Linked DNA regions of Homo sapiens: region 2 is linked to region 1. Evidence: chromatin loops called from intact Hi-C (ENCODE). Cell type or tissue: Caco-2. All regions are shown on one strand. Each heading gives the region's core, and the rest is flanking DNA. Links, peaks and the distances in the headings are about the cores only.

The links. Hi-C counts contacts between places; a loop is a spot of excess contacts. Peaks named below come from ENCODE experiments on the same cell type or tissue, not always from the same donor. Only the 100,000 strongest peaks of a DNase experiment are listed, where the experiment ranks them.
Region 2: it touches region 1 in a loop (3-fold over the local background); 3 of 110 quality-filtered maps call a loop at or near these places.

Annotation. Positions count from the first base shown.
Region 1 is chr1:176,066,139-176,082,552 of GRCh38, reverse strand. COP1 (COP1 E3 ubiquitin ligase) reads left to right here. Exons shown (of 20, transcript NM_022457.7): 11 at 1,266-1,401. Among named protein-coding and RNA genes, the nearest start is that of MIR1843, 110 kb to the right of the region's middle. In Caco-2, for the core only: CTCF peaks have their summits at 8,622 and 8,824 (motif pointing right); a DNase peak (open chromatin) is centred at 8,812.
Region 2 is chr1:175,757,845-175,774,258 of GRCh38, reverse strand. No RefSeq gene overlaps it. Among named protein-coding and RNA genes, the nearest start is that of TNR, 22 kb to the right of the region's middle. In Caco-2, for the core only: no CTCF peak of the experiment used is centred there; no DNase peak of the experiment used is centred there.

The DNA.
Region 1 (16,414 bases), core at 5,357-13,356:
TTACAGGTGTGAGCTGCTGCACCCGGCCCTGTTGTTTATTTTTTTCTTATAATAATTGTTACATAAATTTCGTCATGCAAACAGTTATTTTCAAGATAACCTAATATCTCCAGATAACATAAATTCTTTACTGTGCATTATATTATCTGCATAACTCTTTTGACTTAATAATTCTTGCATCTTACTTTTATTATGCTTACTATACTTCAGATGGCATTTAAGAAGGGAAATCATGAACATTTACCTTGAAAAAGTTGTGTGTGTGTGTATGTATGGGCTTAGAATAAAGAAGCTATGAAAATACAGTGGTATAACAAACTTGTCTCAGTTTCAGTCTAGGAAACTAAAGTGCTCATTGTTTTTTTCATTCTTCAGAAAGGAAAGTATATGTTCAAACGACACAGTGCTGAAAAGCAATGATTTTTTAAATCTATGCTTTTAGTGTAGGTCTGCTTCTATTAATAGACTGGAGAATAGATTCGTTGTATTCTCAGGTACTTCGTAAACTGATACTATGTTTTAAATTCCACATGATTTATCTTCCAATAGTTTACTGAAGTGGACTTTACCCAAGGTTTTTGTATACTGTACCACTGGATGGAATTATTGTTTTTCATATTTCAGCAAGAGATTTGAATGAATATTTTTTCTTGATGAAGGCACTTTGAGATAAAAAGGAGCAATTTCAAACTTTTTTTGTTTGTTTTTTAGAATTAATAGTTCATAACATTGCAGTTTTCTACTGTCTTCCTGTAATAGGATTTGAAACATTTCAGTATATTATTTGACCAAATATTTCTTCTTATTTATAAACTATTTTATCTAAAATGTTATTATAAACGGGATTTTAAACAAAACATGGGCATAAATATGTGTGCCAGTAAACACGTTCCTTCAAACTAACAAATACTCATCCAGTACTCTTCTTAATATCCTCACATTCTCCATTGATGGATTTTTGTTTTAATGACTCTTAAATAGTAGCTTTATTATTATTATTATTGTTATTATTTTTTTTCCAAGGAATTATTGCCAAAAAAGTGAGAATTCACAGTGGAAAGAGACAGTATCTTTCAAAGAACCAAGACATTTTTTATTAAAACTGAAAAACTGACCAATTAAATTGTGTAAACTAGTCTTTAGTAAAATCTTTAAAAATTGTTTTTTGTATTTAGAATATAAATTTTAATTTGTGGATGTGGCTCTTTGACTTACTTTGCAGTTCAATTCATCTGTTTTGTCTTTTTTTTTTTTTTTTCATATAGATGACAGTCGAACTGCAAGCCAGTTGGATGAATTTCAGGAATGCTTGTCCAAGTTTACTCGATATAATTCAGTACGACCTTTAGCCACATTGTCATATGCTAGTGATCTCTATAATGGTTCCAGTATAGTCTCTAGGTAAGTATTGGTCAAATTACTATTTTCTTTTGTAAGAATGTCTAGAATCTAATTGAATTTGAGAAGCACTTATACCATTATTATTAAAAGCGTGGGTTCTGAAGTAGCCTGCCAATTATTAGTTCTGTGATTTTAGGCAAGTTCCTGAGCTTCTATATGCCAAATTTCTTCGTCTCTAAAGTGGAATAATTGATAGTATCCTTCTCATAAGGTTGTAGCTTGTTTTCTTGTACTATCATTGTCTAGTTTTGATGACAGTATGCTCTTCTCATAAGTGCTTCCACCTCTGCATTTTCTGTAAGTTTGTATAGAATTGGTATTATTTCTTCCTTAAATATTTTGTAGAATTTGCCAGTGAAGCTTCCAGAAAAGAATTTTAACTACCAATTCAATTTGCTTAAGAGATTTAGGGTTAATCAGGTTATCTATTTCTTCTTGATTTAGCATTATAATTAGTTTGTGTCTTTTAAGACATTTGTCCGTCTCATCAGGGCTGTTGAACTTATTGGCGTACAATTATTCATAATATTGCCTTATTATTCTCTTAATATCTTTGGATTGTATGATGATTTTCCCTCTTTCATGCCTGATAGTGGATTTTGTTTCTTCTTACCTTTTTCCTGAAGAGTCTAGCTTAGAAGATTATCAGTTTTATTGATCTTCCCAGAGAGCCAGCTCTTGGTTTTACTGATAGGCTGTATTTTTTTGTTTTCTGTTATCATTAATCTTTGCTCTTAATTATTTTTATTCTTCTACTTTTTGAGGGTTTAATTTGCTCTTATCTGCTAATTTCTTAAGATAAAAATTGAGGTCCTTTAGTTGATACCTTCTTTTCTAATATAGTTATTTTGTGCTACACATTTCCCTCTAAGTACTGTATTAGCCACATCACAAAAAAAACTGATGTGATACTTTTCCATTTTAATATAGTTCAAAGTACTATTTTAGCTTTCTTTTTATTTTTTAGGAAGTTTGTTTTTTTAAAATTGACAGATAAAATTGTGTTTATTGCATACAGCGTGTTTTGAAGTATATATCAAAATACCTTTTAATTTCCATTTTGATTTTTCTCTTCGACCCATGATTACTGAGGCTGTTACTAGTTTCCAGATATTGGGATTTTTCCAGTTATCTTTCTGTTACTGATTTTTTTTTTTTAAGAGACAGGGTCTCATTATGCTGCCTAGGCGATCCTCAGACTCCTAGGCTCATGCAGTCCTCATGCCTCAGCTTCCCGAGTAGCTGGGACTACAACTGCACCCAGCTTGCTTTATATTATTTTTGTCATTATTTGAAATGTTTAATGAAAATTTATACAGGAAAATGGAGAGAATGGACTAATTCCTCACATAACCATCACCCACATTCAGCAGTGGTTAAGATTTTGCTGTACGAGTTTTATGTATCCTCTTCATTTTGATTATTTTTTGCTTAAGTATTTTATTACTTTTTTCCATGTTCCCTGACCACTTTTATTTTTTTATTATTTTTAATACCTTGAACCTTTTTTTTTTAATTATAGATTAAAGGGTACATAAGCAGGTTTGTTACATGGGTATATTGCACGACACTGAGGCTTGGGGTCCTAACATTTCCGTCACCCAGACAGTGAGCATAGGTACACAACAAGTGTTTTATAAGCCCACGACCCCTGCCCTCTCCCACCTCCCCATCTAGTTGTCCCCGGTATGTGTTGTTCCCATGTTTACATTCATGTGTCTTCAGTGTTTAGCTCCCACTTACAAGTGAGAATATACATTATTTGGTTTTCTGTTCTTGCATTAATTCACTTAGGATAATGGCCTCTAGCTTCACTCATGTTGCTGCAGAGGACATGGTTTTATTATTTTTTAAGGCTATGTTGTATTCCATGTGCCACATTTTCTTTATCCAGTCCACCATTGATGGCCACCAAGATTGATTACATGTCTTCGTTACTGTGAATAGCTCTGCAGTGAACATACCAGTGCATGTGTCTTTATGGAAGAACAACTTACTTTCTTTTGTGCGTATACCTACTAATGGGATTGCTGGGTCAAATGGTAGTTTTGTTGTAACTTACATGACAAATCTCCAAACTGCTTTCCATAGTGGTTGATCTAGTTTGCATTCCTAGCAACAGCATGTAAGCATTCCCTTTTCTTCACAGCCTTGCCAGTATCTGTTATTTTTTGACTTTTTAATAATTGCCATTCTGCTATGAGATGGTATCTCATCCTGGTTTTGATTTTTATTTCTCTGATGATTAGTGATGCTGAGTGTTTTTTCATATGCTTGTTGGCGACTTGTATGTCTTCTTTTGAGAAGTGTCTGTGTCTTCTCATTTTTTATTGGATTTTTTTGTTTTTCACAGGTTGATTTTTTTTTAAGTTTCTTGTAGATTTTAGAGATTAGGCCTTTGTCAGATGCATAGTTTGCAAATACTTTCACCCATTCCCTAGGCTGTCTGTTTACTCTGTTGGCAATTTCTTCTGCTATGCAGAAGCTCTTTAATTTAATTAGGTCCCACTTGTCAATTTTTGTTTTTTTTTTTGCAATTGCTTTTGAAGACTTAGCCATAAATTATTTGCCAAAGCCTGTGTCATGAAGGATATTTCCTAGCTTTCCTTCTAGGATTTTTATAGTTTGAGGTCTTAGACTTAAGTTTTGATTGATCTTGAGTTATTGTATATGGTGAAAAGTAGTGGTCCAGTTTTATTCTTCTGCACATGGCTAGCTAGTTATCCAAGCACCATTGATTGAATAGGGAGTCCTTTCCCCATTGCTTGTTTTTGTTGATTTTGTCAAAGATCAGATGGTGTAGGTTTACAGCTTTATGCCTGGGTTCTGTATTCTATTCCATTGGTCTTATGTCTGTTTTTGTACCTACCAGTGCCATACTGTTTTGGTTATTGTAGCCTGATAGTATAAATTGAAGTTGGGTAGTGTGATGCCTCCAGGTATGTTCATTTTGCTTAGGACTGCTTTGGCCATTCAAGCTCTTTTTTTGTTCCATGTGAATTTTAGAATAGTTTTTTTCTAATTCTGTGAAAAATGACGTTGGTATTTTAAGGATAACATTGGATCTGTAAATTGCTTTGAACAATATTGCCATTTTAGCAATATCGATTCTTCCAAATCATGCTTATGGAAGGATTTTCCATTTATTTGTGTCATCTTCGATTTCTTTCAGCAGGGCTTTGTGTTCTCATTGTAGAGATTTTTCACCTCCTTGCTTAGATGAGTTCCTAGTTATTTTCTTTGTGGCTATTGTAAATAAGATTGTGTTTTTTATTTCTTTCTCAGCTAGAATGTTATTAGTATATGGAAATGCTACCAAGTTTTGTACATCGATTTTGTATTCTGAAACTTTGCTGAATTTGTCTATCAGTTCCAGGAGCCTTTTGGCAGAGTCTTTAGGGTTTTCTGTGTATAGAATCATACTGTCAGTGAAGAGAGATAATTTGACTTAATCTTTTCCTATTTGGATGCCATTTATTTCTTACTATTGACAGATTGCTCTGGTTAGGACCTTCAGTATAATGTTGAATAGGAGTGGTGAAAGTGGGCATCCTTGTCTTGTTTTAATTGTCAAAGGGAATGGTTTCAGCTTTTGCCCATTCACTATTAAGTTGGCTGTGGGTTTGTCATAGATGACTCTTACTATTTTGGGTTATGTTCTTTTGATTCCTAGTCTGTTAAGGGTTGTTATCATGACGGGATGTTGGATTTTATCAAAGACTTTTTCTGCATCTGTTGAGATGATCATATGTTTTTTGTTTTTTATTCTATTTATGTGGTAAATCACATTTATTGATTTGCATATTTTGAATCAAGCCTTGCATTGCAGGAATAAAGCATACTTGATTGTGGCAAATTAACTTTTGATGTGCTCCTGGATTCAGCTTACAAGTATTTTGTAAGCTGAACAAATACAGAGTATTTTGTCGAGGATTTTTGTATCTGTGTTTATGAGGGATATTTGCCCAAAGTTTTCTTTTATCATTGTGTCTCTGCCAGATTTTGGTATCAGGATGATGCTGGATTCATAGAATAAATTAGGGAGAAGCCCCTCCTTGATTTTTTGGAAGTTTCAGCAGGATTGGTATCAATTCTTTGTACCTCTATTAGAACTTGTCTGTGAATCATCTGGTCCAGGGCTCTTTTTGGTTGGTAGTTTTTTGTTTTGTTTTGTTTAAATTACTGATTCAATTTCTGAACTTGTTACTGGTCAGTTCAGATTTTCACTTTCTTATTGTTTGAATCTTGGGAGGTTGTGTGTTTCCAAGAATTTATCCATTTCCTCTAGATTTTCTAGTCTGTGCATAGAGATGTTCATAATAATCTCTGAGAATCTTTTGTATTTCTGTGGTATTGGTTGTAACGTCATCTTTGTCATTTCTGATTGCACTTATTTTGATCTTCTCTTTTTTTTTCTTTGTTAATCTTGTTAGTGGTTTATCAGTCTTGCTTATTCTTTTGAAGAACCAACTCTTGGTCTTATTTATCTTTTGTATGGACTTTTGGGTCTCAATTTCATTCAGCTCTTCTCTGATTTTAGTTTTTTCTTCTACTAGCTTTGGGATTAGATTGTTCTTTTTCTTCTAGTTCCTCTACATGTGATGTAAGGTCATTAATTTGAGATCTTCCTAACCTCTTGATGAAGGCATTTTTAGTGCTATAAATTTTCCTCTCTACACTGCTTTAGCTGCATCCAAAGATTTTGGTAAATTGTATCTCTATTTTCATTAATTTCAAAGAATTTTGTTATTCCTGCCTTAATTTCTTTGTTCATCCAAGAGTTATTCAGAAGCAAATTGTTTAATTTTAATGTTTTTGTGTAGTTTTGAGAGATCTTCTTGATATTGATTTCTATGTTTATTCACTGTGGTCCAAGAGTTATGCTTGGTGTGATTATGATTTTTTTTTAATTTATTGAGACTTGCTTTATGGCCAAGCATGTGGTCTATCTTAAAACATGTTCCATGTACAGATGAGGAGTTTGTATATTCTGTGGTTGTTGGGTGTAGTACTCTGTGTCAATGTGTATCCAGTTGGTCAAGTGTAGAGTTTAAGTCCAGAATTTCGTTAGTGTTCTGCCTCCATGATCTGTCTAATGGTGTGAGTGGGGTATTGAAGTCCCCTACTATTTTTTTTTTTTTTTTTTTTGAGATGGAGTTTTGCGCTTGTTACCCAGGCTGGAGTGCAATGGCATGATCTTGGCTCACTGCAACCTCCACCTCCCAGGTTCAAGCGATTTTCCTGCCTCAGCCTCTTCAGTAGCTGGGATTACAGGTGCCCACCACCATGCCTGGCTAATTTTTGTATTTTTAGTAGAGACTAGGTTTCATTATGTTGGCCAGGCTGGTCTCGAACTCCTGACCTCTTGATCCACCTGCCTCGGCCTCCCAAACTACTGGTATTACAGGCATGAGCCACCGCACCCAGCCTGAGGTCCCCCACTATTATTGTGTGGCTAAGTCTTCTTGTAAGCCGAGAATAACTTGTTTTATGAATCTGGGTGCTCCAGTGTTGGGTGTGTATATGCTTAAGTATTTTAAAGCAAATCTCAGAAACTTATCTGCATCTCTTAAAATGGACATTGTTAAACCACAGGGCTGTATCACATCTAAGCAAATTAACAGTAATTCCTTGGTATAATCAAATTGCTACTTTGTGTTCAAATCTCTTAGAACGAATAACCCTAAAAAGATGTTTTTTGAGGCATATCGGGAATTTGGTAAGTTTTAACGTGTCAAATATTGCTAAAACTTAACATGCTTTTCATTTACAGGACTAAGATTTGAATTTATTATGTATATGAAGATCTTAAAATTTAAGCCATTAGCTAAAGAAACTATTGGAGGAGATCTTTTATTGTATTCTGTCAGCTGTTTAACTCAGTAATGAGTAAGACAAAAATCATACATTCCTTTATTTTTCTGTATGTTGGCACTTGACTGAGTAAAATTTGAAAATGCAGCAGATTATGGGGTGCATTTTATTACATAATTTAATTAACAAAAAATCATTGATAACGTAGTGCAGGCTAGGCCAGACTAGGCATATAGTCATGAACAGGCCAGACGTGTTACTTGGATTCAGGAGAGCTCACAATCTTATTTTAGGGCCCTTATAGATAAGAAATAAAAGAATAGTTTATGAAACAGTTTACTTTGGAGCAACATATTAGCATTCTTACTTAAATTCTTAACTATGTTAAGAATGTATACTATGCTTTTAAGGACTTCAGAAATGTAGATTGAATGTGAAATGGCAAAAATAAGTATCAAAGTTTATTTATAATATTGACCTGATATGTATGCACTTACCTGTAGTTATGTGACTATACAAAGAGTAATAATCTTTTTTTTTTTTTTTCATTCCTGAAAGCCATTTTAGCTTGATTTTGGGGAAGAGATGGTTTCATTATTGCTTTTTTAAAGCTTGATTTAATGTAGTGTTGAATTTTTTACAATTGCTAATAAACCCTAATCATACTGACATTTATGTGAAAACATTGTGCATTCTGAGGCAGAAATACATTCTTAGGAAGACCTAAACAAGATCTTAGTTTGGAAATACTTACAAATTGTGGTTAGATTAAAACATTTAGACTAATATAAGAAATTTTTAAGATACCTCTGGTTGGGCCGTCTTGCATGCTACATTCGTTTTTTTTCTATTAATTACACCAAATTAATGTTTTTTAAAGAAAAAATTCCAATTTTAAAGTTTCTTAGGCATGAGAGATGAAGACTAGCAAGAAAGGATGATATGGCCAAAGAAATGAAGGTGTGAAAAACTCTCACAGCTCTGTTGATTTTTTGCTTTTCTTACTTTCTTATATTCAAACACATCATTGATAATAAATTTACTTCAACGCCTTCTAATTCCTCCCAAAAAAGGAAATTTAATTAATTTCTTTCAGAAAGAGGAATAAAGAGGCCAGGTGAGGTGGCTCACACCTGTAATCCCAGCACTTTGCGGGGCCGAGGCAGGCAGATCACTTGAGGCCAGGAGTTCCAGACCAGCCTGGCCAGCATGGTGAATCTCCATCTCTACTAAAAATACAAAAATTAGCCAGGCATGGTGGCGTATGCCTGTAATCCCAGCTACTTGGGATGCTGAGACAGGAGAATAGCTTGAACCTAAGGGGCAGAGGTTGCAGTGAGCTGAGATCACTGCACTGGGCAACAGAATGAGACTCTGTCTCAAACAAAGAGGCCTAAACAAGTATTTGAGAAGGCAGATAATGTTGAATTTGGTGCATTATTTTGTTACTTTGTAGAAGAGATAATTATTCTTACTGTAAAATTGCATGACATAATGTTGGTCACTTACTGCAGTGATAATCTGAGAGAAAAGGCCGAACCAGAAACGTATTTTTCTTCCTTTGCTTATTTGGAGTTAAGACCATACCCTTCAGTCCACAAGGTGGCAGCATTTGTTTACTTTGACAGTATCTCGACTATTAAACAATAGACAAGGTACGGAATTGGTGACATACAGTGAAGTTCACTCTCATAAGTAGAAGATGGTCCTAGGTTAGCAATGGCAAGGAACAGGAAAGAAGACAGTTAATTGCATTCTTTTTACACACAGCAATAATAGCATATTTTGCATTTTTTATTCTATTAGGTGTTCAGTGTCCACCAGAGAGAAATAGTTTGAAACTGTATAGTTTAAACTTAATATACTTAGTAGTGATGGTTGTCTTTTGAATTCCGAGTTTGAATTTTGTACAACTAGATTGTTATGGTAAAAATTGTTAAACATTCTACCTCTAGAGAGTTTTTCAATATTTTTACTTATGTTTGTTCAAACTGTTGGAATGGAGTTGTATCAAGCATTAGTAAATTCCTAAGAAGAAAATAGTTATCTATGGTGGCATTCATTGATGCTAGAATAGTCTCTGTACTGGTAATGTGGAGTGTGTTACCTACTCATTTTTAGACAACATCATAAATATTTTACATCAATTCCCTAATTCATTTAATCCTTGTATCAACCCTGGGTAGCAAGATATTGCTATTAACCTCATTTTACAGATGAAAAAAACTGAGATAGAAATTTTGTAACTTGTCCAAGATAAACCTAATGCCAATAATAGACAGAACTGAGATTTGGATACAGGCGTACCTGAATTCTAGTGCTCTTCTATTCACTTAAGGATTTATTGAAACTTTGTAAAGTTTCAGAAAACACTTTTCCTTTGAGACACCCAGAAGAAAAAGAGGAATTAATTCTTTTGAGGTTCTGACACTGTGTATCCCTATTCCTATAAGGAGGTCAAAATAATGAATATTTTTTATACTAATTTTTGACGTATAATTCTGCACCTTAGATGTCACTTTACCATAGTTTGAAACTATTCAAATTAAACTTTATGTTTCTATGATAGTTACAAGGATCATTTTTGCTAAGTTTCAATTTATAATTGCAGCAAATGTGGATCCAGATTGAGGGTAACTTTTAATATGTTCCTTATTGTAGAGTGCTTGTGAGCTTTAAATTTATACTTAAAAAGACATCTCTAGATAATTATTGACTTGTTTTCTAAGGAATGGATATGATTTTTAAGACTGCCAATGTACTTTCCCTTTTTGTCAGAAGGTATTTCCATTATTGTCTTAAGCGTTATTGACCATCTGGGGTTGGTTGAGAAATGAGATGAATGGGAGTGCAGAGGGAGGGATTTCCTTCCCAAATTTTGCCTGGGATCAGTCTTTTAAAGCAGTTATTTTTAAAGCTGTGTTTTAGGCTGAGAGATTCATCTAGGCAGGGGCCTTACCTGTCTTATTTCTTGCATATTCCTATGTCTGTAAATATTTGTTAAATGAATGCATGAATGAATGAAAATTTGTTTTACCTGCTGGGAGAGGATCCAGAGTAAGTAGGACTCTAGCATTTGTCCATATATGTCCACATATTTGCTTGTTGAAAAATATTCCTTTGAAGAAATAATCCTTAGGCTATAAAAGAAGTTTGTGAATTACCAATGACATGTGACAGAAATATAAATTCATGTTAACAACTTAAAAAGGAATGCAAGATTGTCAGCAAGTGTTGGTGAGTTTTCTACTTCTATGGTAATTCAAAACATACATGATTCAAAATAAAGGTTAAAAAGGAAACACAAACAATCTAAGCTTAAACTTTGAAAGTCACTACATGTATTCCCACCCTCATAACTTCTACCCTAAAATTTTCTTCTTCTAATCTCGACTTGGTTTTCCTGTTTATTTTCCCTTGCCTTTATTAGAGGCTTGTCAGTAGTACAGAGTGAAGCCATAAGCTGAAATAATTTTACACATATCCACAAAACAAGCATTAATTAGGTTAGCATTTAAAATTTTAGTAGACTTGTGAAGGTTTGTCACAAACCAGTGTTTGGTATCCAAGAAATAAAAGTAGAACTTACGTCTAGAAGCCACATTTTAAGGTTAATATAAGGAAGATCTTTGTAGTCAGCAGTGTGCTGAGGTAGAATAACCTTCCTCAGGAGGCAGTTGCCATACATTCTTAAGACTTTTTAAAACCAAATTCTAGCCATTTTATTTAGAAAATCTTTCTGTGATCCTAAGATCAGTTATATATTCACGTATATTTGTCTAGAATATTTTTATGCTTAATTTTTTTCAAAATCATACCTATTCATGTCAAACAGTTTAAGTGCTGAGAGTGTAAGAGTGATGTACATGGTAGTGAGGACACAGACGGTTAAGCGAGTATACTAGGCTGTTCTCGCCTTGCTATAAAGAAATACCCGAGACTGGGTAATTTATAAAGAGAAGAGGTTTAATTGGTTTACGGTTCTGCAGGCTTTGCAGGAAACATGGTGCTGGCATCTGCTCAGTTTCTAGGGAGGCCTCATCATCATGGTGGAAGGTGAAGTGGGAGCAGGCAAGTCACATAGCTAAAGGAGGGGCAAGTGAGAGAGAGTGAGGGGGGAGGTACCACACATTTTTAAAATGACCAGATCTTGCGAGAATTCACTATCATGAAGATAGCACCAAGCCATGAGGGATTCATCTCCATGATTCAGTCACCTCCCATCAGGCCCTACCTCCAGCATTATGGATTACAAGTTCAATATGAGATTTGGGCAGGTACAAATATCCAAACTCTGTCAGTCAATATCTAGAATAAAGTGTTTTAAGTGCTTTGAAAGTATTTACAGTGTACAGTATGGAGAAGAATTGGACAGAAGCAGGAGTGGTTGCACATGGGAGCTCATGCCCATAATACCATTGCTTTGAGAGGCAGAGACAGGAGGATTGCTTGAGGCCAAGAGTTCAAAACCAGCCTGGGAAGCATAGCAAGACCTCATTTCTACAAAAATAAAAAAATCAAAAATTAGCCAGGCCTGTGGTGTGCACCTGTAGTCCTAATGAGGAGGGTGAGGTGGAAGGATCTCTTGAGCCCAGGAGCTCAAGGTTACAGTGAGCTATGATGGCACTACTACACTCCAGTCTGGATGACAGAGGTTTTTTTGTTTTATTTTTTTTGAAATGGAGTCTTGCTCTGTTGCTCAGGCTGGAGTGCAGTGGTGCGGTCTTGGCTCACTGCAACCTCTGCCTTCTGAGTTCAAGTGATTCTCCTGCCTCAGCCTCCCGAGTGGCTGGGATTACAGGCAAGTGCCACCACAGCCAGCTGATTTTTGTATTTTTAGTAGAGACGGGGTTTCGCCATGTTGGCCAGGCTGGTCTCGAACTCCTGACCTCAGGGATCCACCCACCTCGGCCTCCCAAAGTGCTGGGATTACAGGTGTTAGCCACCGTGCCTGGCTGGCAGAGTTTTTAATTTAAAAAAAAAAGTTAAAAAAAAAAAAAAAAGGCAGCACAAGTGGCAATAGGGAGATACAGTATGTAGGTTCTGGGAGGTCTGTGGGGCAAGGCAGAAGAAGTATTTAAGAATGTATAAGAACTAGGGTAGCCAGAACTTCGTGATTGATTTGATGTTGACCTTGAAGCAGAGGGAAATAACTTCTAAGGTTTTGGTTGGAGCAGCTGGGCAGGGAAAATATGGGTATCATTTACAGAGATGGGGATACTGGAGGAGGAGCTTGTTCAAGTAGCAACAGGGTTCGTGGGGGATATCTAACATTTGACATAAATTTTCTGGTTATACAGAGATGAGGTGAGGGCTGTGAATTTGGAAACTTTTGCAGCTAGTAATTGACACCATAGTTGTAGATATATAGAACACTGACTAACATTTGAAGACTTGGTAGCTACAGAGGAACTAGTAAAGCACACTGAGAAAATTGGAAAGGAGGATGAGAGAGTGTATTGCCATGCAATCCAAAGGGGAAAGGAGATAATCTGTTGGATTAGATCATGAGATCTTACAGATGGGATTGGATCTGAAGCAAAGTAAGACTTTTTGCCTTAATTAGAAGGGAGGCTGCTGCCTTCTGGGTAATATAAGGAAACAAGAAGAGAGTGGATGCAGAGGCAGGTACTTTTTTAGATTTGCTGGCAAGGTGTCAAAGGGTCCTTAAAGAGCTTATGCAGTAAGTAAGTGAGGGAGAACCCTCTGGGGATGGTGGTCAGGGAGAAGTGTTCACATCTTTGGCAAGAATACTTCTTCATCTTTGTACTTCTAGCACTGGATAGTTTACTTGATACCTAGTGGGTATTCCTGTTTACCTGATATACCTGAGGAATACTCGATTGGAGGATAAATAACTTAAATTCAAGGTAGAAAATAAATAGTAAATGCTTGTGGCAAGTCAATAAAATACTGTGGGAGTAGACTAAAGAGAGAGTTCTCTTGAGGTGATGGCTTCTAGTTTCCTGGACACATTTGAAATGCTGCTTTAAAGTTTTCTTTAATGAATTCCTAAGATTATTCTTTCTGTGCTTGATTTTAAAGATAGGATGCTGCACTAACATATTTACTTTTATTGCTTCATTATGTCCAAAACCACGTATTACTGTATTACATATAATTTCTTTTCTTCTTTTCTTTTTTTTTTCTCTTGAGATGAGGTCTCACCCTGTTGCTCAGGCTGGAGTGCAGTCGTGCAATCCTGATTTACTACAGCCTTGACCTCCTAGGCTCAAGTGATCCTCCCACCTCAGCCCCTGTGGCTAGGACTACAAGCACGTGCCACCACGCCTGGCTAATTTTTGTATTTTTTTGTGGAGACAGGATCTCACCATGTTGCCGAGGCCAGTCTCAAACTTCCAGCCCCCATTGATCCACCTGCCTTGGCCTCCCAAAGTATGGGGATTACAGTTTTGTAATTCCTTGCAGAAGTTTGTGGTGGAGGTAGTACTTGTTAAAGGCTGGGCTGTTGTTGTACTTAGCAAGTTTAAAGGGAAGGCATTTTGCATTTCCTCTGGATAAAACGTGGAAGAAAAATAAGAGAATGTAATTATTCACATATATTCAATTATATAGACTACTTCTAGAGAAGTCCTTTGTAAATCTTTAGAGTGCAACTAGTAATTTAAAACAGGAGTTAGAAGGATTGGTTTGAATGAATAAAGTTCATTCATTCAAGGTTTCATGTGGTTTGGAAAAAAATGTGCTTTTATCTCTTAGTTATCTAGCTTAACTGGAAATAGGCTCAATTAATCATATTTAAATAAGATGAAATGAGACCTTTGAAATTTTTCTGTGTTTTATATGGCATGTTGTAAATACTACGTAAATGTTAGTCGTTCTTACCCTTTCAGACTTACTAACCTGTTTTTAGGACAGTGCCTCATAATCATCTGGAGATCTTGTTGAAACACAGATTGATGGGCTCCACTCTCAGAGTTTCTAATCCTGTAGTCTGTGCTATGTGTAAGAATTTGCATTTCTAGCAATTTCCAGGTTTATAGTGATGCTGCTGGTCTGCAACCACACTTTGAGAACCATTGTCTTAGGTTAAGAGCTTTAAAAAGAAAGGAGGGAGGGAAGAAAGGAAGAAAGCAGGCAGGGAGAGAAGGAAGAAGGAAGGGGAAGGAAGGAAGACATTTCTAATAAGAAATATTTATATTTTTAATTCTTTAGGGAAAGATCATAATTACTTTTTGATAGACTTTATTTTATGGAGCAGTTTTAGGTTCACAGTACAGAGATTTCCCATATACCTCCTGTACCCGCACATGCATAGCATCACCCATTACCAACATTCCCCACCAGAGTGGTACATTTTGAAATGGGAAAAGTTCCCTTGTCCCCCTTGCAGGGTGTGCGATGGGGGTGTGGCTTGTTTCTTTGGTGCCCTGCTGCTCAGAGGAGTTGTGACCCTATGGGGAGGGGACAGACAGGCAGATCGTGGGAGCGTGGGCTCTGACCCCACAGCAGTGTCTGGGGGTAAACGTTTACAGCTCCTGAAGCCCCAGTGGGCATGTGTTATAGAATGCTGTTTTGGTTTTGCCATCTGTAGGTGGCTTGTGTTAGTCAACTCAGACCCTCTGCCTTATCACAAGGTCAGAGAGCTTTCTGTATCCTGGGGTTCTTGTCTTGGTGTACCAGAAAAATTGGATCTCACATGGGCTTGGAGAATGAGTGCAAGCTTTTGTATTGAGTGGTGGTAGCTGTTAGGGAGGTTGATGGAGAGGCCAGAAGGAGGATAGAGTGGGAAAGTGGGTTTCCCCTGGAGTCGGGCCGCTCAGTGGCCAGGCTCTCTTCCAACCGTCCCAGCCAAATTCTGCATCCTCCTGCTGGTTGATGGCCTGCCGGTGTCTGCTGGTGCCTGTCAGTGTGCTCTTGTACCGATGTGTTCCTCTGCACATCCAGTTGCTGTGTCTCTGCCCACTAGGGTGTCGGAGTTTTTATAGGTGCAGGATGGGGGCGCGGTGGGCCAGAGTGGTCTTGGAAAATGCAACATTTGAGCACAAAAACAGAAATGCTTGTCCTCACCTTAGTCCGTGGGCACAGGCCTGGGGTTGGAGTCCTCACCAGGGACCCAGACCTTCTCCTCCCAGCACTTCACTGCCCCTCTCCCATATCAGTTTGTTACAATTTGTACCTACATTGACACATTATTATCACCCAAAGTCTACATGAGGGGGTCACTCTTAGTATTGTATATTCTATGGGTTTGGACTAATATATGGCATATATCTACCATTATAATATCATACTTTTTATAATTTCTTATATTTATACTTTGTGAATCAATGAAAATAGAGTTAAAAACCATTTAGTTTCTAGAGCTTCTTGCCCAATAAGTTGTCATATGAGTGGGTTGCATGTGTACCAGGATACTTATTCCATCTGTCCCTGGGAAAGTTGGATAGGGGCTAGGTCTGGAAAACAGCTGGTAACCAACTGTTCCAAGGGCGGAGGGGATCAATCACATGTAACTTACTTGTCTTAGTGCTGAACATTAATAGAGAAACTCTAGTTTAGAGACCAGAACAAAGGAAATATCTTTGTTTTTCTCAAAAAAAGCTGTTCTAGTTATCATTTTTTGGTGAAGGAATTTCATAGTGAAATTTGAGATTGAATTCATTAATGTTTAAAATAACTGATATTTCATCTTGGTGATTGACCTGCAGAGCTGGTCTTTAAAAGGAAACATACTCTTACTCTGCTGGAGAACCATCTCACCTTGACGTAAAAGTCAGCAGCCACTGGGCTGCCAGTAAATAACACAAACATTTTGTAGGATTGAGAGGGAAGTTTTGGACTTTAAAAAATTTGATCTCCTCATTTATTCTTTTTTACGCTTTTTACAATTAGGATAAAATGGGCAAAGTCTTTGCCCATTTTATCACTGGAAGGAGTTTAGTAGGAGTTCACTTTACTATTTAGGAGAGGAAAAGCTTTTCTGTACCCTCTCAGGTTCAGTGGCTGGGCCTGTGGAATAAGTTGACAACAAATTGACAGGAGAAAAGGCACAAACACTTATTTGATGTTGAAAGTTTTACATGACATGGGGCATGGGGGCTGAAGAGGTGAGGGAGGTTCATAAAAGAAGGGAGAACCCCAAAGAAATGGCTAGGCTTAGAGGCTTTTATATCATTTGAACAAAGGGCAATAAAGAGAAGTAACAAGAGAAAGGAAAGGGACTTTGAGCTTCTAG
Region 2 (16,414 bases), core at 5,437-13,436, 310 kb after region 1:
GCTGGGATTACAGGCATGAGCCATCGCTCCTGGCCTGATTCTAATCCTTCTCTTAAGGGACTAAGGAAAGAGGTCAACCAAGAGATACAGGATTCCATATGCCCATGCACCAGGCTTAAGTTGGAAATTATGGGGTCTACCAAGGAGCAGGAAGTCTCATTGTTATGTAAATGCATCAAGGAATATTCAGCCTACCTAAGAAGATTACACACACCCCCTAAGAGGCAAAATGCAATCTGTAAAAGATCATGAGTTTCATACATGGGCAGATGCTATCCCCAGACAAGTGGGGCATCACCAGCCCAGGTGAGAGCTGGCTCTGGCATGAAGGATGTAGTTCCCCCTTGGAATGATCACGTGTCACTTGTGAAACCCAGCTGTTGCTTTGGGGCTTCCATATCTTTTGAAATCTGGATGAAATTACTTGGAATAAGACCCAAGTTTCACAGACTATGAAAGTTCAAAGGCTTTCCCAAGAATTTTACTAATCTCTGAAACAGCTGATCGCTAGACTTTTGGCAAGATGGAGTTTACATTGTCCTGGCTTCCTTTGCCTCTTGGATTCCAGCTTTGTTGAATGGCATCCCTATATCCTCTCTAAGCTGATCACAAAGAGAAACTCAAATCTTTCAAAGGTCTCCCCCCAACCAAAAAAAATTACTCTTACTAAGTGCTGTGTTTTCAGTGGATTGTACTGAGGATCCTGGGAAGGCTGCCATCAGGGACACGGACTTGTCCCATCCTGTGGCTTCTTCCTTCTCCCTCTCCTTCTGCACTCTACTGCTCACTCCTGGTCTCTGAGGCCTCCAATTCCCCACTTCTGTCTTGCAGAGTAGCCTCCCCTTCCTCAGCAGCCTGGTGTCATTTGATTCTCAGTTTTCAGGACAAAAGGAGAAAGGACTCTTTCTTACTATAAGCAGTTATCAAAATATATTTTCTTTCCTCTCCTCCTCCTCCTCCTCCTCCTCCTCTTCCTCCTTTTCCTGCTCCTCCTCTTCCTCCTCCTCCTCCTCTTCCTCTTCCTCCCCATCTTCCTCCTCCTCCTCTTCCTCCTCCTGCTCCTCCTCCTTCTCCTTCTTCTTTTGTTTCTTCTTCTTCTTCTTCTTCTTCTTCTTCTTCTTCTTCTTCTTCTTCTTCTTCTTCTTCTTCTTCTCCTTCTCCTTCTCCTTCTCCTCCTCCTCCTCCTTCTCCTTCTCCTTCTCCCTCCTCCTCCTCCTCCTCTTCTTCTTATTCTTCTTCTTCAAGACAGGGTCTCATTTTGTCTCCAAGGCCGAAGTGCAATGGTGGTGCTGCTATTATGGCTCACTGCAGACTCGACCTCCCAGGCTCAGAAAATCCTCTCACCTCATCCTCCTGAGTAAGTAGGTGGGACTGCAGGCATGTGCCACCATGCCCAGTTAATGTTTTGTATTTTTTGTAGAGATGGGGTTTCACCATGTTGCTGTGGCTGGTCTCAAGCTCTTGGGCTCAAGTGATCTGACAATCTCAGGCTCCCTAAGTGCTGGGATTACAGGTGTAAGCTACTGTGCCTGGCCTCAAAGTATAGTTTCAACAGATTGCTCTCTTCTGAAGAGAAATCTGGCTCCCAGCTATCATAGTAATATAAACCTCACCACTTTGCTATCTCATAGTTGGATGAACTTGAGATCTCATAGTTGAATGAACTTGAGGGGTCATCCTCTTTTCACAAACAAGGAAACTAACACTCAGTTAAGTGAAATAAGAGGTCACCAGTTAAGTGAAATAAAAGGTCACCAGGCTGTGAGGTGTAGTGGAAAAATAACAAGTGTAGGGGTTAGGCAGAATTAGTTTGAATCCCAACTCTGCAACTTCCTAGTTGCCTGACATCAGGTAAATTATTTAATGTTTCTGAGCCTCAGTTTTCTCCTCAGTAATCTCTAAATAGCCTATAATTGGGAAGAATAACTAAGCTAATACATGGGATAATGTCTAGTACAGTGCCTGGCATAGAAAAGGCACTTAGTCCAAGGTGTATGTGGCTCAGGATCACAAACTCGTAGTGGCAGGTTATGTAGTCTGATGGCCTGATCACTGTGTCAGTCAGACTTAAGCAGGGAAACAGAAGCAATAGGAGATATGCATGAAGCACTTTACTGCAAGTAGCTGGCTTATGTAATTGTGGGGACTGGCTAGCTTGTCTGAAATCTGTAAGGCAGATGATCAGGAAGGGAAGGCTGGAACTCTTTGATATGTGTAGGAGCTGCTGTCCACAAGTAGGATTTATTCTTTTTCAGGAAGCCCCACCTCTGCTCTGGAGGGCTTCCAACCGATTCAAGCCCACCCAGATTATCTAGGATAATCTCCCTCACTTAAAGTGAACTAATTATGGATTTCAATCTACAATGTACCTTCACAGCCACACTTAGATTAGTGTTTCATTAAATAATGTAGCTATAGGCAAGCCAAGCTGACACACAAAAATGACCATCATACCCACCACACTGTGCACTCTCTGAAGGAAAAGACTGTGGTTTCACCTCTGCATCACAGCGTTTGGTATCAGGCTGCTACAAGGGCAAGTAGTCAGTCACTATTTATTAAATGAATGTTCATCAATAGAGGTCAGATTCTAGAGGCCCTTGCAGGTCCTTCTAAGTAGGTTGAGTTTTAAAGGCAACAGGAACTCACTGCTGGATCTTGAGCATGGGAGTGGAAAGGATGCAGTTGCTGTTTTCTCTGTTGAAGTCCCATGCCAGCAGACAGCTTCTGTCAGAGAAAGGGAGGTATGAAGTCTGGTCCCCACACCCCTGTGGGTGGATTGCTCTTGCTTAGGGAGGCATTTCTCTTGCATTCTCTCTAAAGGGTAGAGACACCCTGGGGAATGTGTTCCAGACAGGCTGCTAATTTTAGTTCTCTGCCTTTTTACAAAGGCAAAACCAAACCACGATATTTTACACTAAAGATACGTCCAAGCTCTTGAGGAGAGTGAGCCCCCAATGTGGTTGAGGCAGAGAGGACCCTCTCAAACGTGACCCTGAGGGCTCCTTTCTTGTGGCTATTGCTCTGGAGCAGGGGAAGTGATTGGATCATTTGCACTGGTGGCCAGATCGTGACATGGACAAAGCAGCCAGTGAGCTCATAGAGCAGAAGCAAGAGCAGAGGCCAACCGACTGGAGTCCCTGCCATCGAGTATTCTCCCCCAGTGAAATCAGCCATGCTACAAGCAGGTGCAAAACAAGGGCTTTTCACATCTTGATCAGAAAACAAAGTCAAGATATCTCATTTGTGTCTTTAAATTCAACCTCTTCCCACCCCACCCCTTTACGTGCAGGCTCCACAGCCTCAGAGCCTCAGTAAAAATCCCCACTAGAAAATCCCTGGCCACATTGGAGACCCAGGGGTGCTACTGGGAAAACTGAGCCCTGCATGTGCTTGGTGATCTTTCAGACACAGCAAGCTCACCTGACCAAGGGAAGAGCCAGATCAAAGGGCTAATAGTTGTTTCAAATATAGATAAATGGATTTACTTCTTCTCTCAATGTTCTGGTGAATGAACAATCTCATATCTCCTCCTCCCAGCAAAAGATGTTACTTTTACCCTCAGAAAGACTTATTTCTTTTAATCACATCATTATTAATAATTCTTCATAAGATTTTTGTTTCCATTGCTTCAGGAATTCCTTGAGGATGTTTGAAGTCTCCCTTTTGGGCCTAAAGACCTATAGGACGGAGCCTCACACATAGCACATGATCATACAGAACCCTGGGACTGGAGCCCCAGGAGGGCTCAGTTCATGCTGTGGTCCTGGGCTGCCCTACGCTAAGGGAGTTCAGTTCCAAAGAGTTCCACCAAGACTTACTAAACCCCTCTCAGGCCATACCCTGTGTATCAAAGATGAGTTGAATGTGGCTCACTTCCCTCAAAGAACACTGCCACATCAGGAGACAGATCCAGACAGTGAGGACGTGGATGACCTGGGCAATGGTGAAGGTGTGTCCAGGTGCCAAGTGAACCTGAAGGGGAGGCATCAAACCCACTGTGGCCAGGATGGGCTTTCTAGAGGTAGAAACACATGCACTGAGTCTTGAAGGATAAGTAAGAGTTTCCAGGTAAAGAAGAGGATGAAGCAAGGTAGGAGAGAAGGGCTTCAAAGCAGAGGGAATAGGATATGCAAAGCCACAGAGCTGAAAACAGCATGGAATAGGGCAGGAGACTAGACTGGTGTTGCTGGGAGGCAAAAGTGTAGGACCCCATGGCAAACAACTTAGTCATGATCTGGGGAGGAGAGTGGTGTGGTCAGGCTTGGTTTCACAGCTGCCTCTATCTCCCATGTGGAGGACAGCTTAGAAGGAAGCAAGATGAGAGGCAGTTAGGAGACTCACTTTGCTGTCTAAGTGAAAGAGGAATTCCCTCAACCTAGGAGAGGGGAGGACAGATTAAAGAAATATTCGAGGCTAGGAGTGGCAGCTCACACCTGTAATCTCAGCACTTTAGAAGGCCGAGGCAGGAGGATGGCTTGAGCTCAGGAGTTTGTGAACGGCCTGGGCAATATAGTGAGACCACATCTCTACTAAACTTTTTTTTTTATTTTTAATTAGCCAGATGTGGTGTCATGTGCTCATAATCCCAGCTACTCAGGAGGCTGAGGTGGAAGGATCACTTGAGTTTGGCAGATCAAGGCTACAGTAAGCTATAATTGTACCACTGTACTCCACTTGGGCGATAGAGTGAGATCCTGTCTAAAAAAAAGAAAGAAAGAGAGAGAGAAAGAGAAGAGAAGAGAAAAGAAAAGAAAGAAAGAAAGAAAGAAAGAAAGAAAGAAAGAAAGAAAGAAAGAAAGAATGAATTGAGAGAAATCATCAGGCCTTTGAGATTTAGATATCATTTCTTCAAACCATTTGAAACAGCATACCTGATGTTGTGGAATTCCTCCTGCAATCTAAATTAAATCCCTTTTGCTGTGGTGTAAACACACTCATCTTGTATAGCTTCTTCCATTTGGGTGCTGCCTCTTCACAGTTTCAGGAAAGTCTAGAGTTAAGGCACTCAGATACCACCTCAGTCTGGATCTGTTGGATCTGACACTTGTCTGATTCACTGTGACTCAAATAAAACGTGCTGAGTGTGGCTGGTGTGGGAAAACTAGCTTAGGGCCTTGGAAAACCTGGGACTCCCCTCCAGGTCTCTTTCCCCATGTTTGCTTTCTCACCTTTTACCATCTCAGATGAGCAGATCCACAGCTCCCACAGAGTTGGGATGGAACAATATTCAGTCAGACGATTAACAGTCCTAAATTGGGGTGTAGAAGCCCCGGCTAGCATATGTCTGCTGAAGTCCCCACACATGATGCAGGCCAAACCCCTACCCTTGGTGGGCATCTGTTTGCTCATCTGTCAGTGGAACTAATAATATTCTCGCTGCGTGATTCCTACCAGAATCTGCGGGATCCGAGAATGTGCCTGGGGAAGGTTCTGTGCCTGAGTACAGTGAGTCACGTGGTACGGGCTTCTGGGGCAATGAGAAAGGTTTGACTACATCTAGTCCCATCCCCTGCAGATGCCCTCCCTGCTCCTCTCAGGCTTGGGAGGCTCTGGAGCTGGAAGTGAAGGTGTACAAGTAAAGTGCCTGGATCCTCCTAGATGCCCCCTTATCTCCAGACGAGGGAAAGTATGAGGAATCTGCTTTTACTTCTCTGCCCATTCCCAGCCCTGAGAATTAAGCCGCAGCATTCTAAGCTCATCTTTCCTCCATCGCAAGGAGCCCCTGCAGGGTGCCTTACCCTCACACTCAAGAAAAGGTGCAGGGCTGCTGGTCCTACCCTGTGTTAATTGAAGCCCTAGGCAAGAAACTGCTCATCTTCCCCAGGAGGCAAACAATGGGATATAAAGATAAAGCTTCATGAGGGAGCTGGGCTCTAAGCAGGCAGCCCTGAGGTACTTAGAGTAGCTCCTCACAGCAAAAACACTAAGAAAATGGGGCTTCTGAGACTTTTCTGAGAAACCTAAAGCTCCTTTTAAATAGCAAGGAGACATTCTGACAGAGGGGAGGGCACTTCTCAGATGCTATGCCTCCTTTGAGGCACACTGCTGCAGCACTCACCTGCCCTCTGTACCGGAGGTTGCAGACCCTGTTTATGGGGAGCCTCCCATTGGTTTCTAAGCCCCGATCCTTGGCTTTCTTCTACTCACCTGGAGATGAAGAAGGAATAGTTTCAACGGGAACAAGGAATGTTGAAGAAGCATCATTGGGTACAATTTCCTTACTCTAGAGGAGCAATAACAGTAGATTTAGACTTTTCACTGTGTTTTTCTTTTCGTTTTTGAGACAAGGTCTCACTCTGTTGCCCAGGCTGGAGTTCAGTAGCACAATTATAGCTCATTGCATCTTTGACCTCTTGCACTCAAGTGATTCTCCCACCTCAGCCCCCTCAGTAGCTGGGACCACAGGTGTGCACCACCAATCACAGCTAATTTTTAATTTTTTCGTAGAGACAGGGCCTCACTATATTTCCCAGGCTGGTCTCAGACTCCTTGGCTCTAAGTGATCCTCACATTCAGCCTCTCAGAGTGCTGGGATTATAGGCGTGAGCCACTGCACCTGGCTAGGCTTTTCATTGTGCTTTCACACCCCCTTGATCCTCAGGGAGCCCCCGGTGGGTGAAGCAGATATGATGGGTCTATCCCATTTTAAAGATGAAGAAACTGAGTCAGAAAATGGCAAACTTGGTGGAAAGAGATTAGAAATGAAGATCAGGAGACATGGGTTCCAGTCACTAATGTGGCTAAAATGCCTAGTATCGCATCCCTCATCTGTGAAATAAGCAACCAGCTGGATGACATCTGTGGTTTTCTTCTTTTTTTTTCTTTGAAATGGAGTCTCACTCTGTCCCCCAGGCAGTGGCATGATCATGGATCCCTGCAACCTCCACCTCCCGATTCAAGCAATTCTCCTACCTCAGCCTCCAGAGTAGCTGGTACCACAGGTGTGCGCCACCATGCCCAACTAATTTTTGTATTTTTAGTAGAGATGGGGTTTCGCCATGTTACCCAGGCTGGTCTTGAACTACTGGGCTCAAGCAATCCACCTGCTTTGGCTTCCCAAAGTGCTGGGATTATAGGTGTAAGCCACGTGCCCAGGCAAGATCAGTGGTTTTCAAATTGGCATTCCTGGAACTCTCAGTGCCTGTGAGCCCATCAAGAGGGTGGAGTGAGAGCTCTAGAATTTCTATTCCTACTTCAAAGAGAGCACTCTACTTTTATCTGTTATGTATTGGGATTCCACATGGAATTTCATTTGAAAGCAGGGTTTCTCACTTTTAAAAGTTTGAAAACTTCTGGACTAAATAGTATCTAGGTATTAGTCCATTCTCACACTGCTATATAGAACTATCTGAAACTGGGTAGTTTACGAAGAAAAGAGGTTTAATTGACATGGCTTGGGAGGCCTCAGGAAACTTACAATCATGGCAGAAGGTGAAGAGGAAACAAGCACCTTCTTCATGTGGTGGCAGGAGAGAGAGAGAAGGGGCAAGTGTCACACACTTTGAAACCATCAGATCTCATGAGAGCTCACACACTATCAGAAGAACAGCAAGGGAGAATCCACCCCCATTACTCAATCACCTCCCACCAGGCCCCTCCTCCAATTCGACATGAGATTTGGGTGGGGACACAAATCCAAACCATATCATTCTGTGATAGCTTCCACTTTACCTTCTGTGACGCTCTTGCTTCAGATTTCCTCAGCCAGAAGGGCAGCTTCACCTCTCTAGGGAAGAGCGATCTGCCTCAGACCCGTTGCCTTCACTTTGATCTAAGTATACACTTCAGAGATGGAGTGTGGACTGGAATTTCTTCATTTTGGCATCTCTAGTGCCTATCACACGCTAGGCAGTTAACACGGGCAGACAGCTCCATTCCAAGTAGAAAGACTCTTAGAAGGCCTTGCTCTCCAAAACATTCCCTTGACTTGAACACTGCAGCCCATCAACCCCAGGTCTCTGGAGAGGAGAGGACAGTGGAGTAGCCTGTGGAGACTGAGGGGAGGAGTGCCACTGGGATGCTGCCTTTAAATGCTAAGATTAACAAGTTCACACTAAATTGCTTCCAGCCACTGGGTAGGCTGCCAATTGTGACAGTCTTCTGTAAGCAAAGGGAGGTGGAAATAGGGGAGTGGGTGACTGCAGTGGGTAGTCAAGATATTTGTTCCACCCATCACTTACTAGGTTTGAAGTCTTTAAATTTTTGCCACTTACTTTCCTCTCATTTGAAAATAAAGGGATTATAATAAAGGTGAGATCTTCTGAATTTCTTCAGTCATCGGTGGCAACAGGTGGTGCGAGTATTATGTGATTTCCAAGGGATAGCTCTTTCTGCCCGGCACAGTCATTCTCAGACTTTCTTTCTACTGCGAAACAAGGTGGTGATATTTAGATGCTAAAAGTAAACACATGGCACCATGGCAAGAAGGATAAGTGGAGTGGGTGTGGAAAACAGAAGTAAAGGCACAAACCTGGGCTCTGCTTATGCACTGGACATCTCAGTGTTCACTAGAGGTCACCACCATCACCACTACCACCACCATCATCACTACCACTACCACCACCACCATCATCACTACTAACACTACTATCGCCATCACTACCACATCACCACCATCACCACCATCATTTTCACCATCACCACCATCACCAGCACCACCGCCATGATCACCATCACCACCACCATGACCATCACCACCACTACTGCCATCACCAATATCACCATCACCACCACTACTGCCATCACCACCATCACCATCACCACCACCATCAACATCATCACCATTGCCACCACCACCATCATCACCATCACCACCACCATCACCATCACTATCACCACCACCATTGTGTAATCAGAATGACCTCCAAGCACTCTGTCTTTTGTTGCATCTTTTGTGCCTTTGTTTCAAGATTCAATATCCTGATAGAAAATAAGTGATTGGCTGAGCTTAAGTCACATATTTGGTCCTGGGCTGTGCATGTTGTAGAGGAAGTTGCTGGATCCCTTGGCTTCCATAGTGGGAGGTGGCCAGTGAGAGGGAGAACTAAAAATCATCCTTCTGTCAATTCCACAAAATAAGGAAAAGATTAAGTACACATAAGTAATTTGGGACAGGTAGCAGAAACTACCAGTTAATTAACAAAGCTCCTTCTTCTTCTTCCTAGGCACAGAACTAGACTGTATGTCCCAGCCTCCCTTGTATTTGGGTGTGGACATGTGACTGAGTTCTAACCAATGAATATGAGTGGAAGTGAAGCCATATCCCATGCGTCACTCCCATGCAAATTCCCAGGTATGCTCTTCCATGCTCCTTTCCCCTCTGGCCGGCTGCAATGCAGATGATTACCCAATATCTTCTTGAGAGCCACATGTTGAAGGTGCTTCTCTGCAAGATAGAGGAGCTTAGATCTCTGAATTACATCCTGGAGGAGATGCAATTCAGCCTGTCTGGTCTGTTAGGTGAAAAAAAGAAACATGCTTATTATATTAATAATTTTGAGGTTTACCTGTTACTAGCTAGCATTACTTTAAATGAATATAAGAAGAGGGATGAAAGCTGGACAGTAAAACAATTTACACATCTACACCTCCCAGAGAGGCAAGGTTGAATAGGGAGATTGGAATCAGATTGTAGAGGGCCCTGAATGCCTAGATATCCAACAATAAGCACAAAAAGTTGGAGCTTTCCTTTTTGGTCATCATAACACCAAGGAGCAGATCAACAGTACTTTCTGGATTTAATGTGGCTTGGACAACTATATTAACCCCCTAAGAGTCACTTTCTCAGGCAACAAGCATATAGGCAATGCCCCCATTTGGCTTAGTGACTAGGGGATGACCTAGTAAGGGTGAAAAGGGGGCTCTTGGCCAGGGTTATCAAATTGGCAAATTGAGTGCCAGTTTCTCAATGTCCTCCTGGGCCTGAGTATCCCTATTGCTTCTTGTCCTTGGTTCATCAAAGTACACATTGTTTCCCTTTCTCTCTTTCAGTTCCAGAAAGACCACTGGACTAGGAGTCAAGGAAACTAGGTTCAAGTCCCTGTCTTTCCATAGGTGGTTGTATGGCTTTAGCAAATTATGTCACTTCTCTGGGCTGCAAAATGAAGGTGTTGGACTAATGGAGTTCTCAGTGAATTTTTTTCTTTTCACTATTATTCTGCCAAAATGGGTTTCTAAATATGATGCAGATCTCTTGGCACGAGGGAGGTAAATAAACACCCTGGCTCTGTGCAATACCTCCTTGGATGTGTTGACTTTGTGCTTCCCCATAATTCAATTCACCTAACCTGCCAATTGGCAGCATTGCTGAGCTCCCCCGGTGTGAGGCACTGCGAGTAGTGAAGAGGGGAAGGCAGCTCTGTCTTAGGAGAGCTTGAATTGGACGTGGAGTCCCTTGACTTCTTATTGTCACTTAGTGAGTTAGGGAATAGGCTGGTATTTATGAGTATGCCAATTAGTTTGGAGGGGAATATCAATGCAAATAAATTCCACATAGACAATGAAACCAAGCCTCTGGGCCCTTTCAATTGTGCAGGTGGCTGGGTTTTCACTGGCTGAGTTTTTTTGTGCTCTGAGAATCTCTTTAATTTCAACTGAGCCTGTGCTTTTATGAAAGGGTGTGGCTAGACTCACAAGGGAGTGCTGAGAGGCCTCAACTGCCAATGTGGGATGGGAGTGGGAGCTGAGGAGGCACCTGAGAGTTCTCCCTGTAAGTGACATCCACCTTCCAAGGCTGTCTGCCCTGGCATGGAGAAGGGTGCTACTTCCCCTCACCAGGGGCTCTCCTAGCCTCAGAGGAAGGGAAACGGTCCTGGGAGGCCTAGCTGGGGGCTGTCCCAGCTTGGAACAAATAAAATGCTGTTCTCTCAAGAGTCTGTTTCCTCTGTGTCAGGTTAGCCGCAGTATGTTTTTTGGTGGCATCTTCGCTCACTGTTATCTCAGTTGTTTGCTCCTCAGGCACCCTGGAGGTGTCTCTTCTGGCTGCTTTGACCATCTTCATGTTTCTCTGCCACAAGAGACTGCTCCAGGATCAAGGGCCCTGTGTGAGGAGTGAGGAAATCTTGGCCAGGCAGGAAGCAGTTCCAAGTCTCTGCTTTAAAACAGCAGAAGCGTCACCAGCATTGGGGGCGTGTGTGGAGTTGAGGGGCAGGGACAGGGAAGTAGAGGTTGGGAAGCATATGGGTGTCCTGGGCTGCCGTGACAAGGGTAGCTTAAAATGATGGAAATTTGTCATCTCACTTTTATGATGACCAGAGGTCCAAAATCAAGGTGTTGACAGGGCCACGCTCCCTCTGAAGGCACTGGAGGAAGGGCTCCCTTGCCTCTGCCTGGCTCCTGGTAATTACCAGCAATCTTTGGTGTTCCTTGGCTTGCAGCTTTATCACTCCAGGCTCTCCCTCCGTCATCACATGGCACTCTGCCTGTGTGTCTCTGTGTCCAAATTTCCCTTTTCTTATAAGGTCACTAGTCATTGGATCAGGAACCACTCTCATCTAGAATGACCTCCTCTTAGCTTGATTATATCGGGGGTAGGACTTGTCTTTCTAGGGGACATGATTCAACCCACAACAGGAAGGTACCTACTTAAGTAGGGTTCTCACCAGTTAAAACCTTCAAATGAGGTGAAACCCGACTCTCCAATCTGTTTACTTCACGTCGGCATTAACAGCATCCAATTTCCTGGGGCCAACTCTCCATAGCCCATTCCCCAAGGAGTTGTTCAGAATGAATCAAGAACAGGAAAAGCTACTTCCCAGTTGTTGTTGTTGTTGTTTTCATTGAAGCAAACTCTTATAAGTAAAAGTGGAAAGGTAGGATGAATAGGTGGAGCACAGAGAATTTTTAGCGCTGTGAAACTATTCTGTATGATTCTGTAATGGTAGATGCATGTCATTGCACACTTGCCCAAACCAATAGAATGTGCAACACCAGGAGGGACCCCTAATGTCAACTATGGACCCTGGGTGATGGTGATGAGTCAAGGTAGGTTCATCAGCTGGAACAAATGCACCACTCTGGTGATGTATATTGATAGCAGGGAAAGCTGCGCATGTGTGGGGAGAGGAGGTATATGGGAAATCTCTGTACCTGTGCTCAATTTTGCTATGATCCTAGCACTGATCTGAAACATAAAGTCTATTAAAACACACAAACAACTGAAAGGTGAATGCTGGGCCCTTCTGTGTGTCCATTTTTAAATTATTCTTTCTGGTGTTCCATGGATCACTGTTGGTCATTAAATGCCCTCAAGAAGAAAGCACTTCTTGAAGACAGGAGGCCATGTCTTACACATTCTGCATCTCTTAGGCACAGAACTTAGCACTGGGTGGACACAGAGTGAGATCTCCCTTTTTGTTAAAAGACATATTTATTTCAAAGTCTTTCCATTCCTATCACTGTTGTGCACGTGACTTCATTCTCTCCATTAAGTGCCTCTTCTGAGTATAGAAGCAGGACCTGAGAGTCCTCCAGCCAGCTCCCATGGCCTTCCTGTGCATTGATCCCTGAGTCAAGTGGGGCTGTGGGGAGGGATGGTTGAGTCTGACCCATTGTTAAGATTATGATGCACCCTTAGAGCTCTTCACAGCTCTATAGAGACCTTCAGTCATGTTGTGGTTTGTCCCTCAAAGCAGGAGGCATCAGCCCCAGAGAGCTCCAGTCAAGGACAGCCCAAGCCTAAGGGCCTGCTGTGGCCTTGAACACTTTGATATCATAAGAGGAGGTGGCGGGGGGTACTGGTAGGATACTGGAGCTTCTTTATTTCTTTAAAAAAGTGAATATATAGAGCTTGATAAAATGGATTGCACTCAGCCTTGGGTATGGTTGTGGCAAAGCCAGCAGGCTGCCTGCATTGCAGTTTTCACTTTGTCCCACACAATTTGGGCTATTTCTGATTGTATCAAGGCCCTGGCCTTTGCTCTTAATCAATTTCCCAAAGCGAGGACGATGACTACGGGAAACACATTCAGAGTTCTTAGAAAGGCCAAATGGGAAAAAGAAAATGGAGCCGCAGAGATTCTCTGTTGCCCAAAGCTTGATCCTTGTTAGAGCTGCTGGCTAACCTTGTCCTGCTTGCTCTTGGGCCCTGCCACTAGGCTTAGCTTTTTTACCTAGAATACATGTTAGGCAAAAATTAAGCTTTGATGTGTTAGATTTCCAGCTTTGGTTTTATCGGGGTCTGCTGCAGGATTCAGGCTTGCTGGGAAGTCCCACAAAGAGGTCTGCAGGGCCTGAGATCCGGGTCAGGACTAAATCTGACTGGAGGAAGGATGCAGCAGCTGTGCTTGGGTCAAGGACAGTGGGCCATCGCAGCATGGAGGGGCGACCAGAGACTAGTGTGGTCTTCTGCTCAGGATGCCTTCATCCCCATGGTCCTGTGCTGGGCCTTAGGGTGAGGGGGCTGCCAGACAGGCATTATAGATACCTGAAGCAGTATTTCTATGTTCTCCAAGAAGCATGGAGAGCCCAGCATGGTAGTAGCCTCAGGGCTGGGGCAGCTGCTTTGGCAGCAGCTTTGCTAACAGGAGTTGCAGGCTTGGGGCAGTGGTGCTGGCTTCCACAGAAAGCTGGTGACATTGGTAGTGGTGGTGGCCTTGGTGCTTGGTGGGAGTCAGTGATGCTGCAGAGGTGTGAGCCGGGCGTTAGTGGCAACACTGTTACTTTTCGGGTACTAACAGTGACAGGAGCATCATTGCGGGGGGCGCCTGAGGGACACCAGCAGTCATGTGGTAACAGAAGGGTCTTCAGTGGAGGTGACACTTTTATAATTTCAAACAACATAGAGAGGGAGCTGGACAGATGTCCTTACTGAGAGGACAAAGAGAGGTGGAACCTTTGAAAAGTTAGTAACATGCTAGAAGAAGAGCTATCGACATGGCTGGCCTCATCAGTACTTCGGGGGAATCATTTTCTCTCCTTTCCCAGCCCTGGCCTTTCTCTTAACAAATTCCCTTCTTTTTACTTTCCAAGGCCAAAGGAGTGTTGGCATGATTTGTTCCCCACAACTCAATTTAGGTTCATTCCATTCAATTTTACAAATATTTATTGAGTGCAGCAGCTTGCACCTGGAATATAGAGAATACACATGAGAGCCAGGCACCGTTCTGTTCCCTAGAGGTTTATGATTTTCTGGGGATGGAGGTGGAATAAGACCAGTGCAAATGGGACACACACACACACACACACACACACACACACACCCCTTCTAAGGGTCATTACCCTCTAAATTATATGGGGGAGGAGAAGGAGTACATGAGGCAGTTGCTATTGCTCTTCACAGCATCTCCCAAGCTGGTTTAAATAGAACCCCTCTCTCCCGCCACAGTGGAGAGGGGTGGGAGGCAGGCTACACTTCCTCTGTGGTTCTGTCTCTTTCTCTTCACAGTACAACTCTAGGCTGTGTGAGGTTTACCAAAAGGCTAGGGTAATCGGTGATGAGATGGATTGAATTGTGTCCCCTCAAAGACATGTTTATTACCTGTGACTGTCACCTTTTTTGGAAATAAAATCTTTAGAGATGTAGTCAAGTCAAGATGAGGTCACACTGGATTAGGTTTGGGCCCTAATCCAGTGAAAAATGTCCTTATGAGGAAGGGAAATTTGGACACAGATAGACATGGGGGAAAGAGAGGCAATGGAGCAGTAGAGGCAGGGACTGAGGTGCTGCAGCCGCAAGCCAGGAAATGCCAAGGATTGGCAGCAACTAGGGGCTGGGAGAGGTGAGTGAGCATCCCCTCCACAGGTTGCAGAGGAAGCACCGCCCTGCTGACAACTTGAGTTTGGACCTCCAGCCTTCGCAACTATGAGACAATACATTTCTGTCATTTTAAGCCACCCGGTTTGTGGTACTTTGCTGCCACAGCCCTAGAAAAGAAGCACAGATGGAGTTATCTCATAGAATGGAAAACGTAGCGCTGCAGCTCGGTGCCATTTTTCACCTAGCTGATGGAAGAAAATTACCCAAGGAGCTTAATCCTTCATCAGGATCCCCTCTTGGTACATCTCAGCCCCCACTCTCCTTGTTCTCAGGGCTATGTCTTTGTGAATGTCCCTCCTTGTTTATTATTCTTTTGGTGGCTTTGCACATCCAAATGTAGCTCACAGGGATCCATCTTTCCCTGAGATTTGTTACCTGCCCCCAGCAGTTCATTACCTTAAGCTTGATTTATTCCCTATACATAGAGTGAAGCCCTGGGTGGGAGCCTTCAGTAAGACAGTCACAGGACCCTGCTTCTCCAGATTGGTTCAGGGATGGTGATGAACATGTGCACGCCACATGTGACACCTTTGGGACAGGCCCACCAGTGTCTACTGTAGACCACTTCATATTCCCTGTTGCCCGTGGGTTACATGCACAGATGCACAACGCACACACAAATACACACACACACACACACACACACACTCAGTAACACTGAGAGGCCCTATGCTCTCTCAGCTCAGCATCACAAACTCTTGGCTTGGGATTCTGACAGAATTACATATGCAGTGTTATCTCCTCACTTGTCTGAAGCTCTGAGCTTCTTACTCTGTGAGATATTCTATAAAACAAAAAAACAGTTACTGACAAATTTGGAATGTGAGCTCTTCAGAGTCGAAGGAAGAACCTGCATCTGGGCACAGTGGCTCACACCTGTAATCCCAGCATTTTGGGAGGCCGAGGTGGGCGGATCACGAGGTCTAGAGATAGAGACCATCCTGGCCAACATGGTGAAACCCCGTCTCTACTAAAAATACAAAAATTAGCCAGGCATGGTGATGAGCATCTGTAGACCTAGCTACTCGGGAGGCTGAGGCAGGAGAATCACTTGAACCCAGGAGGCGGAAGTTGCAGTGAGCTGAGATTGTGCCACTGTACTCCAGCCTGGGCAACAAGAGTGAGACTCCATCAGAAAAAAAAAAAAAAAAAAAAAAAGGAAATAAAGAAAGAACCTGTCATGGTTTTAGTAGATATTCAGGTTGCATATTTCTTCCATTCTGCAGACATATGAACTGAGCAGATGCCTGGGGTTGAGCATGATTGAGAAGTGAATGATCCTATTATTGGACTTAGTGACCTGGAAATAGATAGAAATGAAAATAATTTTTTTTCAATTTTTAAAGCTATAATTTTGATTTCTAGCCTCTCCTTAGGGATGGCACCACACTCTTGACACCGATCACAGGATACATGTCCCTCCAGTATGCCTTTCCTGAAAAAGCTCTTCCCTGTGGTGACAGAATCCCAGACCTGGAGAAGCAGAACATGGAGCCCGCTGTCCCTGAGGCTAGCACCCTCTGATCATGCTGTGCTGAGGAAGCAAACGCCGATCCCACCCCCATCCTGCAGCTCGGCTCTACTCAAATATCTCATTTTCTCTCCTGGGCATTCTTGCAAATCCTCTGTTTATCCTGCTTTTTCTCTCTCCCACCT